Linked DNA regions of Mus musculus: regions 2 and 3 are each linked to region 1. Evidence: chromatin loops called from intact Hi-C (ENCODE). Cell type or tissue: left cerebral cortex. All regions are shown on one strand. Links, peaks and the distances in the headings refer to the core of each region. The heading gives the core; the rest is flanking DNA. Region 1 has its middle 88 kb from the start of A730049N16Rik. Region 2 has its middle 45 kb from the start of Gm36594. Region 3 has its middle 91 kb from the start of Dlgap1.

Region 1 (7,211 bases), core at 1,491-6,490:
GGTAGGAAGCGATGGCAGAGACACAGCAGAAACTGTGTCCCCTGACTCAGCAGAGATAGTAGAAACTCTAAAAGAGAGAACTCTGCAATAGAAGCCGGTGTGATAACAAGGATGAAGGAGAGACTTAAAAACGTGAAACTACAGCTTAATTCTAATTATCCATTAATTACCACACTGCTTTGGCCTGGTTTGGCCCAGCAGTGGAAGCTTCAAATCTTTCCCCAGAGTAAGAGGGAAATCGCCTCAGGAAATGTGTCATGATACCACACATTTATTCTTTGTAATTTTTTTCTCTGTTCTTATTCCACTAGTAATCCCTTGAACATTTCTCTTCCAAGTCATTGTCACATCGGACCCTCAATTAAGTCCCCGTCTCCAAACTATTTTTCAAAGCTTTACAGCCATGTCCCTGGCTGAGATAACCTTCCTTCAAAGCAACTTTGTATACAGCCTCAATTTATTAGGGCTACAAAACTATCACACACAAACATCAGTTCCCTTATTCTAGAAGAGTATGTAGTGACCACATCAGTCTTCGTCTACCAACTATGTTAGGTCTCAAACTCAGGAGAAATGACTGAGGTGCCTACTTAACAGTCATAGTAGAATCTGGCCACCCACTGTCCTCAGTGCACCCTCCCAAGAACCTGCTACAGCAGTGTCATCATGGCTGACATTCCCCACCCCCTTACCCTCAACCTCTCCAGCCCCTGAGCTTCCTCTCCCTTCCTCCAGCTTCTTCATTTCTCTATAACCTCAGCCATTTTGCCTGTGTCTCTTGCTGCTCTCCCTCTCTTTGCCCTCTTAGCTCCTGGTTCCTAGAAACCGATAATCCCCCCTCCCATTCTCCTCCCCCCTCTCTCCTCATGGCCCAGCTCAATCTGGACCCTTTCAGATGCCTCTGGCTGCCCTCTTCCTCATACCTACAGTAAATGTCCTCAGCCATTTCTGGGAACAGCAGTATCCCTATTTTTTTCATACACTATCAACACTGTTCGGTTAGTCTTCAAATATGCCCAGGGGAACTAGAAAGCCCCTCTTCACTTTGTGTGTTCAGTGTTATCCATCATTCCCCACCCTCCACACAGCTCTGCTCTGCCCATCACAGGGATTCTTTATGCCCTGTGTTGATTGTGAACTGGGTTGCATCTTTTTTTCTTCCCACGTTTCTCCTTCAAGCCAGGAAGTCAGAATCCACTCAACTGGCATCTCTCCTAGCAACAGGAAGGGCATGGTGAGAGAACCAGGAAAGTATTGCAAATACATCCCAGTTTCACCTCTGGAGGTCCCTGGCACTCTCCTCTCCTGGTCTTGCTCCAGACCAGTGTCTGCTGTCCTGCCACCTCTGCCTTCCCTTTTATACCTTCTGGTCCCTTAAAATTCCTTTCTGCCCCCTTGCCATTTCTCCTAGAAACATGACTCTGCCTCCTTTCTCCAGATTTTTGGGGGGTTAGATGTGTTATCACTTTCCTGGGCTCAGTGGGGCTTCCTCTGGGAGCTTCACTGCCCACATCTGATGCTTTTGAGCACTTATGGGAAAAGCTATTGTTGAATTCCAGCTTCTGGAAGCCAGTCTCCCAGCTCCTTTACCACAATCCTTCCTTCATCCCCTCTCCCCTTCTCCTCTGAGCAGATGGAGCCCCTCCTAGGTATCCCCCACCCCTGGCACTTCAAGTCTCTGCAAGGCTAGGTGCTTCCTCTTCCACTGAGGCAGTCCAGCTAGTAGAACATAGCCCACATACAGGCAATAGCTTTTGGGATAACCCCCGACTTCAGGACCCATATGAAAGTAGCACATGTGCTACATATGAGTGAAGAGGCAAAGGTCCAGCCCCTGTATGTGCTTTGGTTAGCGGTTCAGACATTGAGAGCCTGAAAGGCCCAGTCAGTTGACTTTGTTGGTCTTCTTACTGGTACCACTACACTCCACAGACCCAGAGAAGCTAAACAAGAGGGAAGACTGAGGGAGGAACCTTGAATCTCATTTTGAAGGCAGAATAAAATAGTCATAAGAGGCAGATGGAGGGAGGGAACTGGGAGGGAGGGCAGATGGGGAATTCGGGATCAGGTGTGGGGAAGGTCAGGAGTGACAGCTCAATGGCCATGAAAAATGAGTGGATATCTGCAACTGATGGAAGGGGGAGGTCAGCTCTAAGATGAGACAGAGACCTGGGGTAGAAGAGGTACCCCAGAATAAATGGGGATAACCTTAGCTGTGACTCACCACACTGGGGATATGCAACCTGAAGAGGCCACCTCCTGTAGCCAGGCAGGAACCCTAGTGGAGTGATAGAGACACCAACCTACCCACAAAACTTTCAACCCCAAAACCATCCTGTCTACAAGAAATGCAGGCATGGGGGATGGAGCAGAGACTGTGGGAATGGCCAAGCAATAACCGACCCATCCCATGCGCAAGCACCAATCCCTGACACTATTAATGATGCTCTGTTTTGCTTGCAGACAGGAGTCTAGCATGGTTGTCCTCTGAGAGGCTCCACCTAGCACCTGACTCAGACAGATGCAGACACCCACAGCCAAACAGTGGATGGGGCTTGGGGACTCTTATGGAACAACAAGAGGAAGGATTGTAGGCCCCAAAGGGGATAGGAATTTTTTTAAAAAATTATTTTTTTTACTTCTATGAGTACACTGTAGCTGTCTTCAGACACACCAGAAGAGGGCATCAGATCCCATTACAGATGGTTGTGAGCCACCATGTGGTTACTGGGAATTGAACTCAGGACCTCTGGAAGAGCAGTCAGTGCTTGAACCATTGAACCATCTCTTCAGCCCAAAAGGATTATTTTTTTTATTGTTTCATTTATTTACATTGCAAATGTTACACCCCGTCCAAGAGTTTTTCATACTATCCCCCTCCCCTTTGCCTCTGAGAGGGTGCTCACCCACCCCACCCCCTCACCCACCCACCCTTAGTTAACCACCCTCCATCCCCCTTCCCTGGGTCAGCAAGTCTTTACTGGATTAGACTCCCACTGAGCCCAGACAAGGCAGTCCTCTCTACATTATGTGCCAAGGGCCATGTTCCAACCCATGTATATTCTTTGGTTGGTGCCTTAGGGTCTGGAAGCTCTTAGGGGGTCCAGGTTAGTTGTTCTTCCTATGGGGTTGCCATCCCCTTCAGTTCCTTCAATCCTTCCACTAACTCTTCCATTAGAGGTCCTCAACTTCAGTCCAATGGTTGGCTATAAAGTATCTGCATCTGTCTCCGTCAGCTGCTGGTTGAGTTTCTCAAAAGCCATGCTTGGCTCCTGTCTGCAAGCAAAACATGGCATCAGGAATAGTTTCAGGGTTTTGGTACCTGTGCATGGCATGGACAGGTCACTGATTGGTCTTTCTGTCAATCTCTGCTCCATTTTTGTGCCTGGATTTCTTTTAGTTGGGGACAATTCTGGGCCAAAAAGTTTGAAGGTAGGTTGGTGACCCCTTACCTCCACTGGGGGCTCTGTCTATCTACTGGAGATGGTCCCTTTAGGTTCCATTTTGGCTAAGGTCATGCCCCATTGAGTCCTCGTTTGCCAATCTTAAGTGTGCCCTTACACTTAAGGCTAAACAAACCCTCCAAGGTTTTACAACTTGGCTGGAGTGGGTCCTGGCCTCACCGCATTTGCAGTTCCCTACCAGAGCTTTGAGGAGTTGACCGCCTGCTCAGCTTGCTTTGCTACTCAATCCAGCTGAAACAAAGGATGGGTCTGTGGGTTTTGCCTACATGAACGCAGAGCTGAAATTTAAAGTTTGAGCCTTGATCAGAAATCTTTGTCTTGGCTTCATCCTTCTCTTGCCAGCCCGTCCTTTTTCATTTCCAGCCCCCCTTTCAAGTAGACCCAGTTCATCCATGGTTGCTGGACAGCTACACTTAGGGCTGGCCAGTTCCCTGAGCATATAAGGGAGACCTTGAAATGCAGCAACTGTTCCCATGGATCTTCCCAGATCACGTCTGCCATCTAGTGGATACATGTACTACCTACACCGAGGCTGAGCACAAATGTCCATCTAATAGCCAAAAGAATGTGTTCCCTTCCTTTAAAGGCGATGGGTCCTGTAAATGAGAACCTACACACATGGAGCAGCTGAAGTGGGGGATTATAAGCTGGATTTTTCCCCTCTCCTGTGAGTCAGTATCAGTAGTTTGTGCTTGCCTGCTTGTTTCTACTGTCCCATTAGATAAACAGACCAAATTGTAGATATTATCTAACTTGGCAGACTTCGAACTATTTTCAGTTTGGGGCATTCATAAGGTTGTTGAGAATATTATGTATAAACCTTTTGTGGACAAGTGTTTCCATTTCTCATCACTAAACAGACAGAAGTAAAACCCTTGAGAGGGGAGGGGGATTGAAACTTGCCTTGATCACATTTCCTAGCAAGGTCATTGTGACCTTGACAACCAAGGCCAATAAGCAGAATCTCTGTGTGTCTGAAGCGAGAAGGGGTGCATCTAATTGACACCATGATGCTTTGGAGAGCAATTGATCATGTGATGTTGTGGATTCTCACTTGGGAACTCAACAAAGATGCTTGCTTGCTGTTAGCTTCAGTTGGTGGTGTTGGGGTTTCTGACCAGCCTAGCTGGAAAAGTGTCTGGCGAGGCACTATACCACCCCTGGGTGCTTCTAAAGCCTTAGAGAAAGTTGTCACTGTGGACCTGTGAACTAAGGATGTGTTGTTTAGCAGACTTACATAGAGCTAAGGAGTTTAGCTTTCTTCTTGTAATAGAAAATAAAAGCACGTGTTCCAGCTCACTATCTACCCGTTGGGCGCGGCTCAGAGTATCCTGTTCTAAAACTGTCTTCTTATACATTGGCTGGCCATTGTGTTCTAGCTAGGCTCTGTAGAGGACTCTGCAAACAAGGGTCACTTAGTCTGCACTTGAACCTTTTGTTTAGTGATTCTTCTTTTTCTCAGACACTAGAACTAATGACTTACATGGTCCTTGAAGTGTCCATTGCTTGCAATTCCTCCTACCTCCTACACAAAGTCTGGTAAGAAAGACTTATTCTTGGGAGATAATAGGAAACTTCTCTCAAAGGATTCGAAACACCCAAATTTGAACTCACTGTGTGGAATATCAACCGAGAGTTTATATTGTGCAACAGATAAGAGTTTAACAAGAAGCCACTGTATAAATGGGAGCAGAGGACTACAGGTTGAAGAGAAATATTCTCAGTGGATGCACTTCTGCAAGTATAATATAAATTCAGTATAGATGGGTCAGACTATCAGAGACAGAGTTCAAATCTGAGATCTTCTCTGCCCTGAAATCTCTTCCTATTTCATTCCTCTTTGTCTGCCTCCTGCTTCTCTCTTCCTGCCCCAGAAAAGTGGGATGGGGTCAGAACCTACTGACCTAGAGCCTGTGCAAGAGTGGGATGGGATCAGGACCTACTGACCGAGAGCCTGTGTAAGAATGGGATGGGATCAGGACCTACTGACCGAGAGCCTGTATGGTGCATCCCTCTCTTGAGTTCTTTCCCTTCCCTCTCTCTTACTGGATACAGTCAGATGGCTCTGGGGGTCTAGAGGTCCCCTGCTGGGGGTGAGAGACTAAAGCAATGCTGGCTTCCATTTCAAGCCAAACCTTAAGAACCAACACTGTGAACAGCTTCCAGGAACTGGTAAGTGATGCAGAAGATGGGTCCCCAAGAACGCAAGATCTGAAACCCTCACGGTGGCTAAACGGGCAAGCAAAACCATGCCCCCAGTTCCAGAGGCCTGGTCAGCTGCTCTGTGTACCTGGGCTGGGAGTTGGGCACTGAGGACAAGGCCCTAACACCACTTACTCGTATCAGGTGCTGCTCCTCACCAACAGAGGACTAAAAGCTGTGACTTGTGTGGAGCACATGGGTCTCAGAGATGTTTATTTGATCTGCAGTGCAAACCTTGGGCCAGCCTTTTCTCTGGATGTCTTCTCTCAATACAAGGCCCTCCTAGGTCCTTGACAGATATCTATTGGTTTGGGACAAAATCTTTGACAGTAAAAACACACATTTTCTGAGCCATGTCTCTTTCCTCATCCATCAGCAACCTATGGACCAGGTTCCGAGCTCTGAGGTACCAGCCCCTCAATATCCTTTCCCTGATAGCACTGCCTGATCTACAGATGCCATGCAGGTGACAGGTCAGAGCTCAAATACTGGATTCCCTTGCAAACCTGAATTTTGCAGCATCCAAAAGAGCAAAATGGCTTCTCTTCTTCAATTACTAGAAGCAACCACAAGTTTTAATTTTTTAAGGTTTTTTTTTTTTTTTTGAGACAGGGTTTCACTTTGGTATCACTTTGTAGACGAGGCTGGCCTCGAACTCAGAAAACTGCCTGCCTCTACCTCCCAAGAGCTGGGATTAAAGGCATGCGCCACCACCAACCAAGTTTTCATTTTTTAAGACTTAAGTAAGCCTTATCCAACGCAGTTTGTGACTTGACACATAGGAGGGTTTGTGTCAGATATGATTATATGTTTGGCCATCTTTTAAACCAACAGGAAGAAAAGGAAAAGCCATCCCATGTCAGGCTTAGATGGTTAGATGAGATTTTCTGTGTGCAATTTCTCTGAGCTATATTAGCACAAGCTCACAAGATGCCAAAGAGGCTTAAAGGGCTGTTAAGCCGTGTCCAGGTGAGCAAGCTCATCAGGTCCCCATTAGCAGAGTTAGCATAGTGCTTCAGGGTCCAGACAAAGCCATCCATAGGGGTTTCAGCAAATAACTGAATCACAGGCATCTTAGCAACCAGAACTGAGACTGCAAAAAGCTCAGTAGAAGAGTTCTCAGCCTAAATAGGACATACATACAATACTTTCCTCCCAGGGCTCGGGGATCTTCAGGGAAGAGGAGGCAGGAAGGTTTTGAAGAGCCAGAGGTGGTGGGTGACTTCAACAAAACAGCATTTTTCAGGTAAAACAAGGCAGGTACCGATGTAAACCTCACAGTGAATATGACAGTTGTGCAAGACCTGGGCAAGCTCAAGGCAGACAAAACCCAAGCATGGGTTGACAGCAAACCCCAACACTAGCTAAGGAGCTATTCGTATTTCATAGATGCTGGGGGAGGGCAAGGATGCTTTCTTTAATGGAGCCCTGGTATATCAACCCAGTCCTGTACGGCCCTCACGACCAAGAGTCGTTGGGCAGCATGAGCTAGACACAATGAGCTATTTAGAAAGAAAAACAAGGAGAATTAAGGTTAGATGAAAG
Region 2 (7,211 bases), core at 933-5,932, 410 kb before region 1:
ATTTTTAAAAGATTTACATTTACAATTGTGGAAATGTCTATGGGTATGTGCACCTGAGAGTCCAGAAGAGGGCATTGGAATCCACAAGTTTGGAGTTATAGGCTCCCCAGTGTGGGTGCTGGGAACCAACTACAGCCCTTGCAATAGCTGTGTGTGCTCTTAACCTAATAGGTTTAAATTAATCATAGACCAACATACAATAGGAATACATTATAATTATGGGAAGTCACTACGGAGATTTTTAAGATCCCCAATAACCTGGTTTTGATGGTGTAGTTGTGAACTCTCTTATTTCTTTACTCTCTTTCATTGACTGGTTGGGTTCCCTTAAAACTCAGGACGTGTACGATTTATAAAGAAAATGAAATCTTCATGGAATCTTCCAGTTGGAAGCCTCTTGATTGAAAGCTAATTCTCTGCCTTCTGAGACAGCTTAACACAATTGAGGAGAGCAGTCATTAAAGCAACACAATGTGAGTTTGAGTTTATAATAGAAACAAAGAGCAGCACTTTGCTTTTCTTTCTCAATTACAAAGTATCGAGGAAATGAGACATACACCTAGACAAAGGAAAACAGCAACCCGGAGTACACAGGAGTTTCTTATTTAAGAAAAAAAAATGTGGCGCATAACTTTATCAAGCAGTGGTCACACCACTACTGTATTGTCCCTGAGTTATTTATCAGACAATCCTGTCTGTGCCGTGTTAATTTTATTTAAAATATCAGTCTTGATGGCTTTCGGGAACAAAGGTATGCACTTAACAGATCCAAACCTCACTGTTTCTGTCCCTAAATCTGGATGCAGTGAGAAACACAAATCACCAGAATTTAGAAGGCAAAGCAAGTGGGTTTGTGGGATTTCCCTGCATAATATTGTGAGGTCCTCCTTCCACTTGCTTAGAATGACTGCTGGTGTGATTCATAATGTTTTTAGTTGATGCTTCTAGAATAAGATGAATCTTGGAGGGAGAAATGAGAGGAGCTCTGCCATCAAAGTCCCCACAGGGAGTGCTCATGCCCTTGTCCTTCCCTCCAAGCACAAAAGCTTGAATATAATTGGAAAAGTTTTGTCGGTAAAGTACTCAGTAAAGTACTTAGTAAAGATCTTTCAAAACGTTTGTTCATTTTGCCAAGATTTATGTTGCCCGTGTTTTATGTTTTTGAAAGTTCATACAAATATACAATATATTTTGGTCATGTCCCTCTCCCACTCCCTCCCCACGTTGCCTATACTTTACTTAACAGCAAATCTTAGAATCACAGAGAGAGAGATGCAAAGGTGATCTTTAAAGCTTAGCCTGCATTTGCAAGCCTTTTTCTCCTGCAAGGTTACTTATTTTCCCTTAGGCAAGCCACTTAGCTTCAAAGATTTTCACAGAATCTCGGGCCTAGAACTTGGAATTAGTACTTAAGGTAGTGGCTTGTGCAAACTTTAAACTAAACCAGCAAATCCAAAAAATAATGAAGAAGCAAGCTATGGACACCAGATTTCTATTCAACCTCATTTCCTTCCAACGTTTGAATTCTCTGGGCCCAAACACAGCTTTAAAATTTTAAGAACTTAAATTCTGAGCATGTTTTGAATGTATTGGAATTCCTTTTTTAACAGCGTTACACGAAGACCACTTTCCTCTGGTATTGTAGAAACTAGAACGGTTTCATCATTCCTTGCCTGCCTGTCATTTCCATCTACGTTGGGATAGACACTATTGTTATCTACACAAAAAACGATCAGAGGCAATAGCAAGTTGCTTCCTGAGACTGAAGTCGTGATATAAATAACTGTCCAAAAGCTGTTCTTTACAGCACCTCCTTTCTGATCTAAAACAAACAGAAACAAAACAAAAATGGACTGGGCATGGGTGCCAGATGTTTGGTTTTGGACTTAAATTCCGTTCCCTACTTCTAAGCTTTAAGTATTCGTTATTTCCATTTGAATGGCCCATCATCTTCTTCTAGGAAGTCATTCATGAAGACCACAAATGCTAGAGAGCTGTCTCTTAATTGTGACTTTTATTATCCATCTTGTAATTCTGTTGGAACTTCATTTGATAGGCCAGGAGGCATGATTGGCAGCCTCTGGGGGCTCAGAACCAGTTTCTCTATGAACAGTCTTAAGGGGGAGGGGGGTTCATTAGAGACATAACCTCTCACCCGACAGCGATTTGGTCCTCCTAAGTATGCCACCCCTCCTGTTCCACATGCTCTCCCCTTCTTAGAAAATTCCGCAGCGCTCCAGGCCAGGCAAGGGGTGAGCAGGCATCCTGGGCCAGCGCGACGCCCTCCGGGCACAGGCGCTCAGTGCCTCTGGGGCGGGCACACGGGCCCCCTTCCCACGGCCTCATGAACAACGTGAAGACCAGAACCGCTCGCTCTCTGCGGGTCCTGAATGCAGGGTCTTCATAGCCCTTAAGGTCCTCCTCACAGCTGCAGCCACCCCTCCATGAAAGTGCAATTTGTTATCTGGCTCAACCCGGAGCAGGGAGAGGTTCCCATTGGTCCCGGCTCCAGCGCCAGTCACTTATCTGGTCCTCGGAATACAGACTCTCATCGCCCGCCACGCCACGCGATTCGCGGGCAGTTGGCCTCAGAGACTCTCCGGAGACCCCACCCCCCACGACCCTTTCTCTCTTCTGTGTTTCTCTGTGCCACTGTCTTTGTGTCTTTTTTTTTCCCTTCTTACACACACAGGGAAGGGGTCGCTCTTCACAACCAATGCCAAAAGTGTCACACAAAAAGAGTGCAACAACTTGCTTTGCAAAGGACTGGGGAGCCCCTGGCGAAGTCCCCTGCAGTGAGCAGCTGCCATTGCCTACAAGGTGCTGAACCGGGTATGAATTTGGCTGAAGCTGATGGAGACATAGGACCCGCGTTCTTGTCCCTTCCCCCGCCCCCTCCAGGGACCCTGTCTCAGTTAAAAATCTGTCCCTTCTCGAACACCCTAGGGAGCTGCGAAGATCCTTTGCCCGGGGAAGGGTATGCTGGTCCCAGGAATCCCAGGGTCACCACGGGGACCAGACGTGCTCCCGGGGCAGAAGTCATGAAATTGAGAGAGCCGGCCAATGGCCAGCAGAGGCGGCCCGCAGTCCCTAGGATGCGAGGGCTGCCGCGACCTCGCAGCAGGAGGTGAGCAGCAGCCACCCAGCGCGCCACCGCTGCCACCGCTGCCTCCGCCGCCGCCGCCGCGCACGCCCCAGCCCCGCCGCGCAGCCTGGCATTGCCTTACCGCTGCCCGCAGTCTGTCCGTCGCTGCTCCGTCCGTCTGTCAGTCCGTCCCACGAGCCTCGGAGCGAGGACCAGAGCAGTGAACCCGCAGTACGGGACGTTTCTCAGCGAGGTGAAGGGAAGGAGCCCAAGCAGGCGCTGAGGTGGCGGCAGCCGCTCGCGCCGCCGGTCCTGCCGCTCCCCGCCGGCGGAAGGTGGCTGCGAGGCCGCGTCCTCGGGCTTGCGGCGCCCGAAGCGCAGCGCTCGCCTCTGGAGCGGAGGCTGAGCGCCGGGACGCGGCGGGCAGGGGCGGCGAGGCTGGGCTGGTCACCCGCCCCTGGGTGCATGTTAATACGGCGGGGAGGAGGAGTCCCGCGCTTCCTCCGCCCAACCACGGGAGCCGGCGGGCGGGCGGCGGCCACGGCCAGAAGCCAGGCGCTCCCACCCGCTCCGGCTGCTACGAAGTGGCCGCTGGCCTTGGTCCTGGCCAAGGCACGGGCGTCCCGGGCCGCGGGGAGGCGCTGGCGGCTCCCGGAGGGTGCGCTCGCGCCCGCTCAGCCTCCGTCCGCAAGTATGTCCGCGCCTTCCCGGGAGCGGACGCCAGCATCTCAGCCCGGAGCCAGGGGCCGCCACCCGCTAGTGGGCGTGACCTATGCGTACCCTTGCGCTGTATCTTGGGGGGAAGTAAACTTCCGCTCCTGACTGCCCAGCGTTCTTTCCTTACTCTGCAATTCTAAGTAGAGAAAGCAGACCTTGGCACAGGGTCCATCCGCAGACCCTGTCTGAGGGCAAATGGTTGTTGGAAAGCTCTCCTTCTCTCCATCCTCGGAGCCCACAGTAGAAGTAGCCCTTGAAGTCACCACTTAGGAAGGAGACACATGGACTCATGCATCATAGAAGGCTTAAAACCTGACACCAACACTCAAAACCGTTCTTCTTTGGCTACTCAGCTTTCCTCATCTTTACAGCTCTTGGACAGGTTATATGGATTAGATTAACCAATGTATTTTTCATTCATTCACTATTTTAATGAAAGAAAAGAAAAATGAATTCTGTTCCTTCTGTTCTCTGGCTTTAGTAATATTCACGTTTGTGAATATTGAACACTATACAACTAAGCTCGGAAGGAAGGAAGGAAGGAAGGAAGGAAGGAAGGAAGGAAGGAAGGAAGGAAGGAAAGGAGGGAGAGAGGGAGAAAGGAAGGACCCACCAACATCACGGAAGGACCAGGGTAATAGGCAGGTTAGCTGAGAATTTAAAAAATAAATAAAACAAAGGCCAACATGTCACTCAATTACGAACTCGCACAGTGCGGTGCTCTTCTCAATACTACACTAGGCATTAAGTATGACATTCAGGATCAACATTAGCATGCTAAACTGGTTAATTGTGGCTAATCGCTATCTTCCTGTTCATTTCCACTCCCAAAAAGAAATGGCATGTTCAGAGAGAAAACCCTTTGTTCTTCAGCTCCCAGGGACGACATTATGATGAAAAGTATATAATCTTCTTTATGTAATTGTACCCAGAAAGTTATAAGACTTAGCATCTGTTTTGTGTGCTATCTAATTATAAATATTAATAGAATATTCTTTTAAAGAAAACACTTCTAAAAATGCACGGAAGTGAAAAGCAGTTTCCATAAAAATATGACTCAGATAAATAATCTCCACAGTTTCGCTAAGTGATTTTCCACTAAAGAGAGAGAGAGAAATTAAGCTACTAAACAGAGGTAAACTCTTGGCGTTCTAACAAATATCCCCAACCAATTCAAGGATGACAATGTAGGGATGCTGCCCTTCCTATCTGGCTTCCAGAAAAGGCTTCTGAAAAGTCTTCATAAATAGAAAAGGGCAACTACAGGGGTTTTACAGGCTTAGAAATATGTTGAATCCAAAGATATTTTAAAAGTAATGCCATCTATTACAGAAAATATTCATAATTATTAAGCCTTAACATAAATTAAATAACTTTAGTGAGAACAAAATAACTTACAACTTACCAGAAACCAAAATTCTTTTGTGTCTTCATTGTGAATAGGTTTTTTTTTCATACAATAAATTCTCTATACCTCAATGGTAGAGTATTTGATTTCAGAAAACAAAATTTGAATGTCTGAATAATAATCTCTATACAGTATTACTTTTGTGAAGATCTTCCGAGTGTAGTGTGATAGAAATCAAAAACGATTAAGATAAGTGAAAACTGTTCTTCAGAAAGATAGGCAAATCTTCCAGAATTAGAGAATTGTAGTTCAAACCCAGTGTCAGTAGCAGGCAGGAATTGACACAGTGCTCACAGGGAGGAATCAAGAGAGCTAGAGAGAGTTTAGATTGTTATCACAGACTCACGAAGAGAGAACGTCAATGGTTTGTTCTATTCTCCCACCAATGGACCATGACTTATCATTGGCTCAAGTGTCTGAACATCCAGGCTTCAAAGAGGCATTGACTGCTTGGCTGTACCAGGAGGAAGAAGAATACATTTGAGTCTTCTGTGTCCATGTACATGGCTATACCAGTCTTTCAGACGACATGGGATTAGACATAGAAAATTCATCAAAATAAGATCAGAGAGTTCATAGAAGAAGAATTTGATATTGGATTAAAAAAAAGGATAGACATCTAGTCCATTGACTGGCTATTGAGTTTGCATTATAATTGCTATATGTGTGCTTAAGAGGTCACCTATTCCTGCAGTCACTTTGAAACAAATAATATTTTATAAGGAGAGCTGGTAGCATTTGTCTTTGTTGTTATCCATGTGCTTGCTTTTGTTTGACTTTTAAAATGTTACTTAGTATCTACCATGTGAATAATTATTTATATAAGTAGAATATAAGCCATGCACAAGCGAGAGCTAGTCAGCTGTGATCCTTTCTGTCATAGTGTGTTAACTGAATAATGCATGAAAAGATGTCCCCGGTCAATGTTGCCTTCTGTGGGAAAAGAAACTTTGTAGATAAGATTGAGTTAAAAATCTTGAGACAGAAAGATTATCTGCCTTTATTTTTTGAGTCTTTATACGGACAATGGTCTCTATCAGATGAGGGTTAGGGAATGGAAAAGCAGGAAGCAGAGGTGGGATTCTGCAGTCTGTGAACCCTGTATTTAGAGGAGAACAGTCATAAGGAATGTATGTTTCTGAAGCTTACAAACCAATAGAGGAACAGCTTTCCTCAGCAGCCTCTAAGATAGAGTGGTATCTTAGGATCTCAATTTTAGCCCACTTCACCTGATATCAGACTTCTGACCCGCAGAGCTGTAAGATTACTTGACATGTCTTCTAGCCACCAAGTTTGTAGTGATCATCAATAGTAGCCAGAGACATGTCATATAAACACTTCACCCAGCTGCACACTCCAGTTCCTGAAGATGCACTCTGGTGAGTAGGCTGCATGAGAATGCTCTCTAACCATGTAAGTCCCCCCAAAATATTTATCCTCTTCTGGAGGATAAACATTCTTTATCCTCTTTATCTATTCTTTATCTTCTTTCTTGGTGTTGGCTAAGTCAGCAAACATGATGGCAAGAGCAGGACATTTGAGACCACAGGCAGACAGATTTCCTGCTGGGTAATCTCTCATTTTCTATCTAAAGAAAAATGGTGGCATTCTGCCTTGACCATGGCATGGTGAAGCAGGTAAAAAAAAAATACAAGTAAACAACCACACAGTGAAAGAAAAACCGAAGGACTATCTGAAAAGTAACCATGAAAGACGTGAGTGTCTATTTTAACTGGGAACTCTTGTATATCTCCTTCCAGTCTTTACATCTCCACTAGGCTTAATATTTGTGAATCCCAAAACCTGCTAGGAAAATCCACCTGAATTTTTCCAGATACCTCGGGATTAATATATCATCTACTTTCCCCTTCTTTTAAACTGATTTCTCTTCCTGGCAATGGGTTCAGCACAGAGGTAAACCACTTGCTCAGCATTTTTAAGGTCTTTTGTTCGAGGCAGTAGTGAAAATTAAAAAGACTTATTGTATTCACCCATGACGAT
Region 3 (7,211 bases), core at 893-5,892, 770 kb before region 1:
TGCAGGACGTAGGGGCTTGCTTTTCCCCGTAGTAGTCTCTGGTGGTATGTGTGAGTGTGTGTGTGAGCATGTTTTCTTTATGGTTTTTTGGTGTCCTTTCTGGAGGCAAAACCTCTATGTCAATAATATGGGAGAGGGTGACCCAGACCTTACATACTTGGGGTGCTATCTATTCCTAGGGTGAACTTATGTCTTATAAATGGGCATGAGGTAAAGAGAAGAAGAACACGGTGTCTGTTTTCTTTTTTTCCCCCACCTGGAATGAAATGCGGCTGAAAGAAATGAGACACAGTGGCAGCCCTTCATTCCCAGGGTAAACCATGGCCCCAGTCAGGAAGATGGGAAAGAGGAGACGAGCTCTACCCTCCTAATGCTCCTGTGAGGGCAAACCACCTCAGTGGTCCCTAAGGAGTGCTTCTATGTAATGTGTTTAGAGCTGACCTCTCGGGATCGAGCGACCTGTCGGTGGGCTCATCCCTGGTGAGAGAGCCCATGCGAACAGCTCTCTCTCTCATATTTGAGTATCTCTTTTGACTCCTCCCTTTTGCATTTCAGGTTTACACCAATAAATGTTATTGAAAACTACTCCCCCACTCCTTTCACCCTTGTGGCAATGTGGGAAGTGTGAGATAGGTAGCTTAAGGCAGCAGTCTAAGTAGGAAGGTGGTGCAAAAGGGACTTAGAGTTCTAGTGACCAGAGAGGGCAGGTCTCAGGCTCCCTCTCTCCTTACACCCCAAGTTCAGGAATTCTTGGGTAAGAGGATCAAGTTGACGGTTAATCTGAATATAGGAAAAGGAAGCCATATGTTCAGTGGGTGGGGGAGGGAGGTCCTTCTGCAGCCTCTTACTCTGTACACGGAAGCACAGAGGAGGGGCAGGAAGACGAGAGGAAGGCCTAGGAAGCATGCTTGCTAGAATACACTCAGAATGGAGGCCAGAGATGACATCCTGGCGTCGACATCTAACACGTGACCCTCATGGTGGTTCGCTTCCTCATCGAGATGTGATTCTAAGTGTCCACTTGGGCAGAACAGTGAGACATGCTGGCCTGCTCTTTAATCTCCACAGAGGTAGCCAGAGCTGCTGACTGAACAGGCCAAGGCCCAAAAGAGCTAGGGAAGCTTGACTACAACTTGGTCAGCAAGTACTCTGTACAGACAAAAACTGAGGCCCACCAGCCCCTTCTCTTATACTTTCCCTCTGATCTCAACTTCCTGCAGGGATTTGAGGGCATAACAGAATACTGTTCACAAAGGAGACCTTCCCTTGATGATGACACCCCTGTAGAAATCTTACAAGGATGCAGAGTTATTGGGGGCAAGGGGGAATGTCTGAATAATTCTCCTGTCTCTAAAAGCGGGAATGTATGTCTTACCTACTCAACATCACTCTAAATATTAAATTTTGATGTGCCAAGGGAAAGAAAAGCACAGTAGACGGGCTGAGAACACGGCATCATGGCGGGTCGGTGTGTCCGACTCATAGGCTCAGAAGAGCTCCTGATAGGCACAGTGTGGATCTTAGCGGACACCGTATTCAGCTCAATTTTCAAACAGTGATGTTGGATTTACAAAAAAACCTTCTCCATAAAATATTTCATCATCTCATTAATTATCATTAGAGGTATTAAAGGCAATTCATTCAATCCTTTGTATTTCTCTACCAAGAAGGAGGGTTGATACACTTGGCATTTCTTCCCAGGGGTCAGAGATTAGGAGAATCACATTATTTCCTGTCTGTAAGCAAAAAGAAAAAGAAAAAAATTGCTATGAGTCTGTTCCAGGATCCTGGTCATTGTCAAAACCAGTAGAAACTTTAATGGATTTTCTTGGAGACCATCCATCAGTGGCCAGAACTGAAGGGCAACACAAACGTTAGGTCCAGGTTGGTGAAATGATGTCGTACCTTACATACAGAAGCCAGTGAGTAAAAAATGGCAGAGTGGAATGGACCTTGAGGGTTTGTATACAGCAACAAGGAACAAGATAAGGGATTAGTCACCACACATAGAGGATGCAGAGACACAAGTCTGAGATTCACTCATTCACTGAAAACAATTGAATGTTTGCATATAGTGCTAGGCATTTTGTTAGTCATGGGAGTCCTACAGACTATGGAAGTGGGTGACAGGTATGACAGATATTCATGTAGGAAATCTTAATTCATATGAGTACATGTCTGACATCTGTGACGGGCCTTCTGAAGGTCCAGAGAGAAGGCATGCATCCTACCTCAGAGGTAAGAGGAGAAACCACAGTAGACCCAGTAGAGAATGGATGCCTGAGCTGAGTCTGATCAGATGCAGAGAAATCCAACAAAGGAGAGGCACATTCTAGTATTAGGGAAGGAAGAATAGTTTCAGCTTACGTAATTATGGATTGCTGAGATCCAACCAATATTACCTTATGTATCCCGGCCCAGTATTTACCTGTACAGACAGAGCTGGGATAGTGGAGTCTCTACTGGCTGGTTTTGTGTGTCAACTTGACACAAGTTGAAATTATCACAGAGAAAGGAGCCTCCCTTGAGAAAATGCCTCCATGAGATTCAGCTGTAAGGTATTTTCTCAATTAGTGATCAAGGGAGGAGGGTCCATTGTGGTTGGTGCCATCCCTGGGCTGGTGGTCCTGGGTTCTATAAGAAACCAGACTGAGCAAGCCAGGGGAAGCAAGCCAGTAAGTAATAACCCCCCATGGCCTCTGAATCAGCTTCTGCCTCAAAGTTCCTACACTGTGTGAGTTCCTGTCCTAACATTTTTGGTGATGAACAGCAGTGTGGAAATGTAAGCTGAATAAACCCTTTCCTCCACAACTGGCTTCTTGGTCATGATGGTTTGTGCAGGAATAGAAACCCTGACTAGGACAGAGTCCCAAGAAGTAGCTTTACAAGTACATGTTTGGCCAGGAAAATTGCACTAATCCCAGTAAAGGACAATGATGGACAATGATGAACCAATCGATTCAGGAGAGAAATAGTTTAGAACATGAGACATGAATTCTAAACACAGGGATGTTGGAAGAAGTCGAGCAGAGATGCCAAACCATGGCTAGATGCTGACTGCTTCATGTCTTGGCTAATAATGGACTTCTCTGTCTTAGTCTAACCAGGAAACCATTCCAAAGTAGAGAGTGGTGTTCTGGCCACGAGGTGGATGCTTACAAACCTCTATAGGGCCATTGAGACTGAGGCCACATGACTGGGACCACAGAGAACAGGGGACAGGCATCAGCAATGCAGGAAATGAGGACACAAGCTGGAGCTGGCATGAGTTGATGAGGGAGGCAGTTTTCTGACCTAGTTCTGGCTATCAGTGTTGTTTCCTGTGTGGCAGGGATCAATCCCAGCACAGCTGGTCCAGGCTCCTAGCTGGAAGCTTGCTCTCTGAAGCACCTGGCTGGCAGAGCCTCTGTCGAGCAGGGACACAGCTGGAGTCTTGTAAAGTGAAACCTCTCCTGGGTCAGGTTAGGAAAGCATATTGCAAAATAAATAAAAGTCCCTGCAAAGATGGAGACAGTGAGTTTCTCTACGGTTATTAAACATTCTGTCCCTGGGATGGTTTGGTAGTGCCCCTAAGTATAGCACCAAGGATATGAGCCTCACACAAACTCATTTACTCACAGTTATACCGGGATGACGGCCATGCTCACAGCTCCCAGGAAAATGCAAAGCTCTTTTATGATCCATCTCAGAGTTAACCTGTTAGATACCGTGCACAAATGGACCATTATAAATATGCCCTGCACAGTCACAGCATCTCTTTATCTATTTGCTTCAATTATACAAATGTCCAAATGGAGAGGTATGTGTACATGCATGTGGGTGAATGCAGGTGTGTGTGTGTGTGCATCTCTCTCTCTCTCTCTCTCTCTCTCTCTCTCTCTCTCTCTCTCTCTCTCTCCCTCTGTTATAAATGGATACCTGGATGTATTTCTCTATACTCCTGACTATTTCTATGATCCTAATGTAAGAATTCGAGTCTTGAGCATCTTTGTAGGGAGTTAGAGCTGCTTGAAAATCCTAAAATGACTCATCCTCTGACTTAGCACCAATCTGGTGTGTCACTCCCGACAGCAACTCTAAAGTGGTTATGTGTGGTGCCGTACGTTAAAAAAAGAATAATTCAAATCAGAGAAGCTCAGATATATAGCTATCAAAGAAATGTTTCAAGGGCAACTTTGGAAAAGTATAAACCCTTCCGAGGGAGCTGTTCCAGATGAACTGCACCTTCCTCCCTCAGGGGAAATGGGAACATCCTTCAAGAAGAGTCGACACAGCACTACTCAAGTCTCCAGCCAACAGGTTTCCATGGCTTCCACACTTAGAGCAGCAGCCTGTCCGTTCTACCTAAGGAACACTAATTGGCATGACAATATTTTTGGATTCCTGGTGATCTGGTCCAGAGTACTATAATATCCATAGGAATTTCCAAGGAAATTGCAGAACAAGAAGAAGCCACTAAAGTGGCACTGACTTGCAAGGTGGCAACTCAGACAAGCAGCAGGGACAGTGTATCCTCAAGCTAATCCAAAGCCATGCACATGGCCACATATTGTCCACAACAAGGACGTTCTTGTGTACCACAGAAAATAGAATGGAAATCTGTAATACCTTTGCAAAAACAAAACAAAAAACAAAAAAACAAAATAGTAACTCTTCCACAAGGAAAAAGGTTATTATGTCATATTTTCCCCTCAGTATAACAGGAAATTTCCTATTGCTATAACGAGCATTTGGAATGACTATCAAAGACCAGGAAGTAAAGGCTGGGACCAAGACCAAGGTACTATGTGGGGCTGATGGGGAATGCTGTCAGTGGGGGTGTAGCCTTGACTGCACGGGAGATAGGAATTTCAGACATTCCGGGTTTTCTCTACTTATCCAGTCATGAGATAGACAGGTTTGCTTGGCACACATCCCTGACCACAATGTGTCTGACTGTACAGGCAAATAAGCAAGGGAGCCAATCAAACCAAAGCAGACAGGACCTCTCGGGTTATCCAGTATAGTAAAAGCAGGGCCTCTTATTTATCAGGGATGTTTAGAAGGAACCACACCCTTTCCCCTTTCCTCATAAAGCCTACTGTTCTTTAGAGGACACAAACCACAAACTGGTCAGGTGCGTGTGACAACCTCAGGTTCCCAAAGATAAACTGACCAGTGATCCTGTTTTACATAAGAAAGAAACTCAAAGACCCATGAAAAGAAGACTTTACAAGTTTTCCCTCCCTCCCTCCCTCCACCCTTCTCTTCCCTCTTCCTCCTTTCCTTCCTTCCTTTCTTTTTTTGTCTATGTTCCTAGCATTTGAGAGGTGGTGGCAGGAGGATTGTGAATTTGAAGCCAGTATGAACTACATGGCAAAAACATGTCAAACAAACAAACAAACAAACAACACCCTTATGTGCACATGATTAATGGAAAAATTACCAGACTTGGACTACCTCAGCAATTCAACAAAAGGACCTATTCAGTCCTCCTATGCAGGCAAATAAATGCTCCCCCCCCCCTTTTTTTTTGAATCGTTTACTTATTTCAACTGACTTTTTTTTTTTTTTTTAAATCTTAGAGGCTTACCGTCTCTTTTCTTTTGATTTTTTATTTCTTATCATGGAGGCAAAAAAATCCCTTGTGTGTGACAGCAAATCCTCCAATACTGCGAGTGAAAATAGATGCCATTCTCTCAATCAGCCAGGGCCTTGTCCCAGGGTCAGTAGTTGACTACTAGAACTGCTAGTAGTGATTAGTCAAACTTTATGCAAAAATGTGGCAGGGCAGGCATAAGGGTAACAGGGACAAGAGAGTCTGAGAAAAACCAAGGTAAAGGAAGATTTTGACCTCAGAAAAAGAATAGTGGACAAGTACCTTGGGAAGCACTTATTTAATTAGTACCATCTGTAGAATAAAAATGTCAGCCAATGGCAAGGACTATAAGGGATCATCGACCAGTGAGCCAGAGAGAATGATTTCTCAGAGTTAAACATGCTATAAAAAAGACACAACCGAACCTAGTTGGGAGGACCACATATTTGCTTCAAAACAGGAAACTAGACATTATAATACTATTTACTGTTAATGTCTCTTCTGATGTAATAGTGACTTCTGAAAATGAGAGCTAAAAGACAGAATAAAGAACTTAAAGCTAAAATCCCAACCACATGTTGGTGTTGTTTTTCTTGGCTTATTCAATTAACTTAAACCATCTAGTCACTGTGAAAAGAAACATATAGAAAACGCATTTTCTAAGACTTAAACCATATAAAAATCCACTCATCTGTCAAGAGAAATCACAGAATACAATCATCTACAATAAGGCTGAGGTTTTTCAAAAGAATTGTGGATTTGAGATAAGCTGTGTTTTTAATAGAATTTTCCTCCCTTTGTTAGCTACACAATATTTTCCCTCAAGAACGCCACCGAGATCATGGAGAGCACCCTGTGTCCCTGTAGGTAATGATCTGCCTGCTACAACTGCTGCTTTCACAAGCATATACAACTACAGACTTACCCTCTATCAACCATTTCCTGCTTTCTACATGCTCTGGAAGGGTCTCCTGCTACTCAAATGAGTGGAGGAAAAACAGCTGGAGAGGGACCCCCACAACTAAGGGCTGAATCCTTACCAAGATAAGTGGGTTCTTAAAGGTTAAAGCTGGCATGACAATCAGGAAATGGACGCATGATGTTTGCATGGCCCCTAAATTATTCCTCCTCAGGCCATCAGCATCTCTCTGTGTGGAGGGTTCTGCTTGAGGTCAGAGTCAGTGACCAAATTAGAAACAGATGCAAGACCTGACAATTTGGGCCATAGTGGACCAAGGTATTTTAATGAGTCCAAGTGAATTAAAATGGAATTAAGTATTGAGAAACACTGGAAAGTAGTTTATTATTATAATTAATTAATTAATTAATTATGATTGTTTTTGCATTCTGTGGTTTCCCCGAATGCCCACAGATTTCCCATTGAAACACTGTGCTCAGTACTCTAGGAAAAACTCAGGAGACACGCCTGACATGAAGAGACTACAGAGGGAGAAAGCTTTGGAAATGGAGGGAGAAGGAGGCATCTGAAATCACTGACCATCCTTAAGCATAGGTGTGTCCCCCAAACTAGTTAATTGGTCTCTGAAGAAAGGCTACAGAGATGTGACAGCTCAATTACTGCCCACTTCGAGCTTTCTTGACTATGCCATTCTGTTGTAATTGCCTCATTTGG

Evidence for each region. Hi-C counts contacts between places; a loop is a spot of excess contacts. Peaks named below come from ENCODE experiments on the same cell type or tissue, not always from the same donor. Only the 100,000 strongest peaks of a DNase experiment are listed, where the experiment ranks them.
Region 2: it touches region 1 in a loop (3-fold over the local background); 5 of 42 quality-filtered maps call a loop at or near these places.
Region 3: it touches region 1 in a loop (3.0-fold over the local background); 5 of 42 quality-filtered maps call a loop at or near these places.

What each region holds. Positions count from the first base shown.
Region 1 is chr17:69,560,094-69,567,304 of GRCm38, reverse strand. No RefSeq gene overlaps it. Among named protein-coding and RNA genes, the nearest start is that of A730049N16Rik, 88 kb to the right of the region's middle. In left cerebral cortex, for the core only: CTCF peaks have their summits at 2,643 (motif pointing right) and 3,977 (motif pointing left); a DNase peak (open chromatin) is centred at 3,954.
Region 2 is chr17:69,965,687-69,972,897 of GRCm38, reverse strand. It overlaps a transcript of Dlgap1 not described here. Among named protein-coding and RNA genes, the nearest start is that of Gm36594, 45 kb to the right of the region's middle. In left cerebral cortex, for the core only: a CTCF peak has its summit at 3,741; DNase peaks (open chromatin) are centred at 2,467, 2,834, 3,244, 3,672 and 2 more places; H3K4me3 peaks cover 3,176 bases; H3K27ac peaks cover 2,254 bases.
Region 3 is chr17:70,330,502-70,337,712 of GRCm38, reverse strand. It overlaps a transcript of Dlgap1 not described here. Among named protein-coding and RNA genes, the nearest start is that of Dlgap1, 91 kb to the left of the region's middle. In left cerebral cortex, for the core only: no CTCF peak of the experiment used is centred there; DNase peaks (open chromatin) are centred at 3,311, 4,085 and 4,899; H3K27ac peaks cover 297 bases.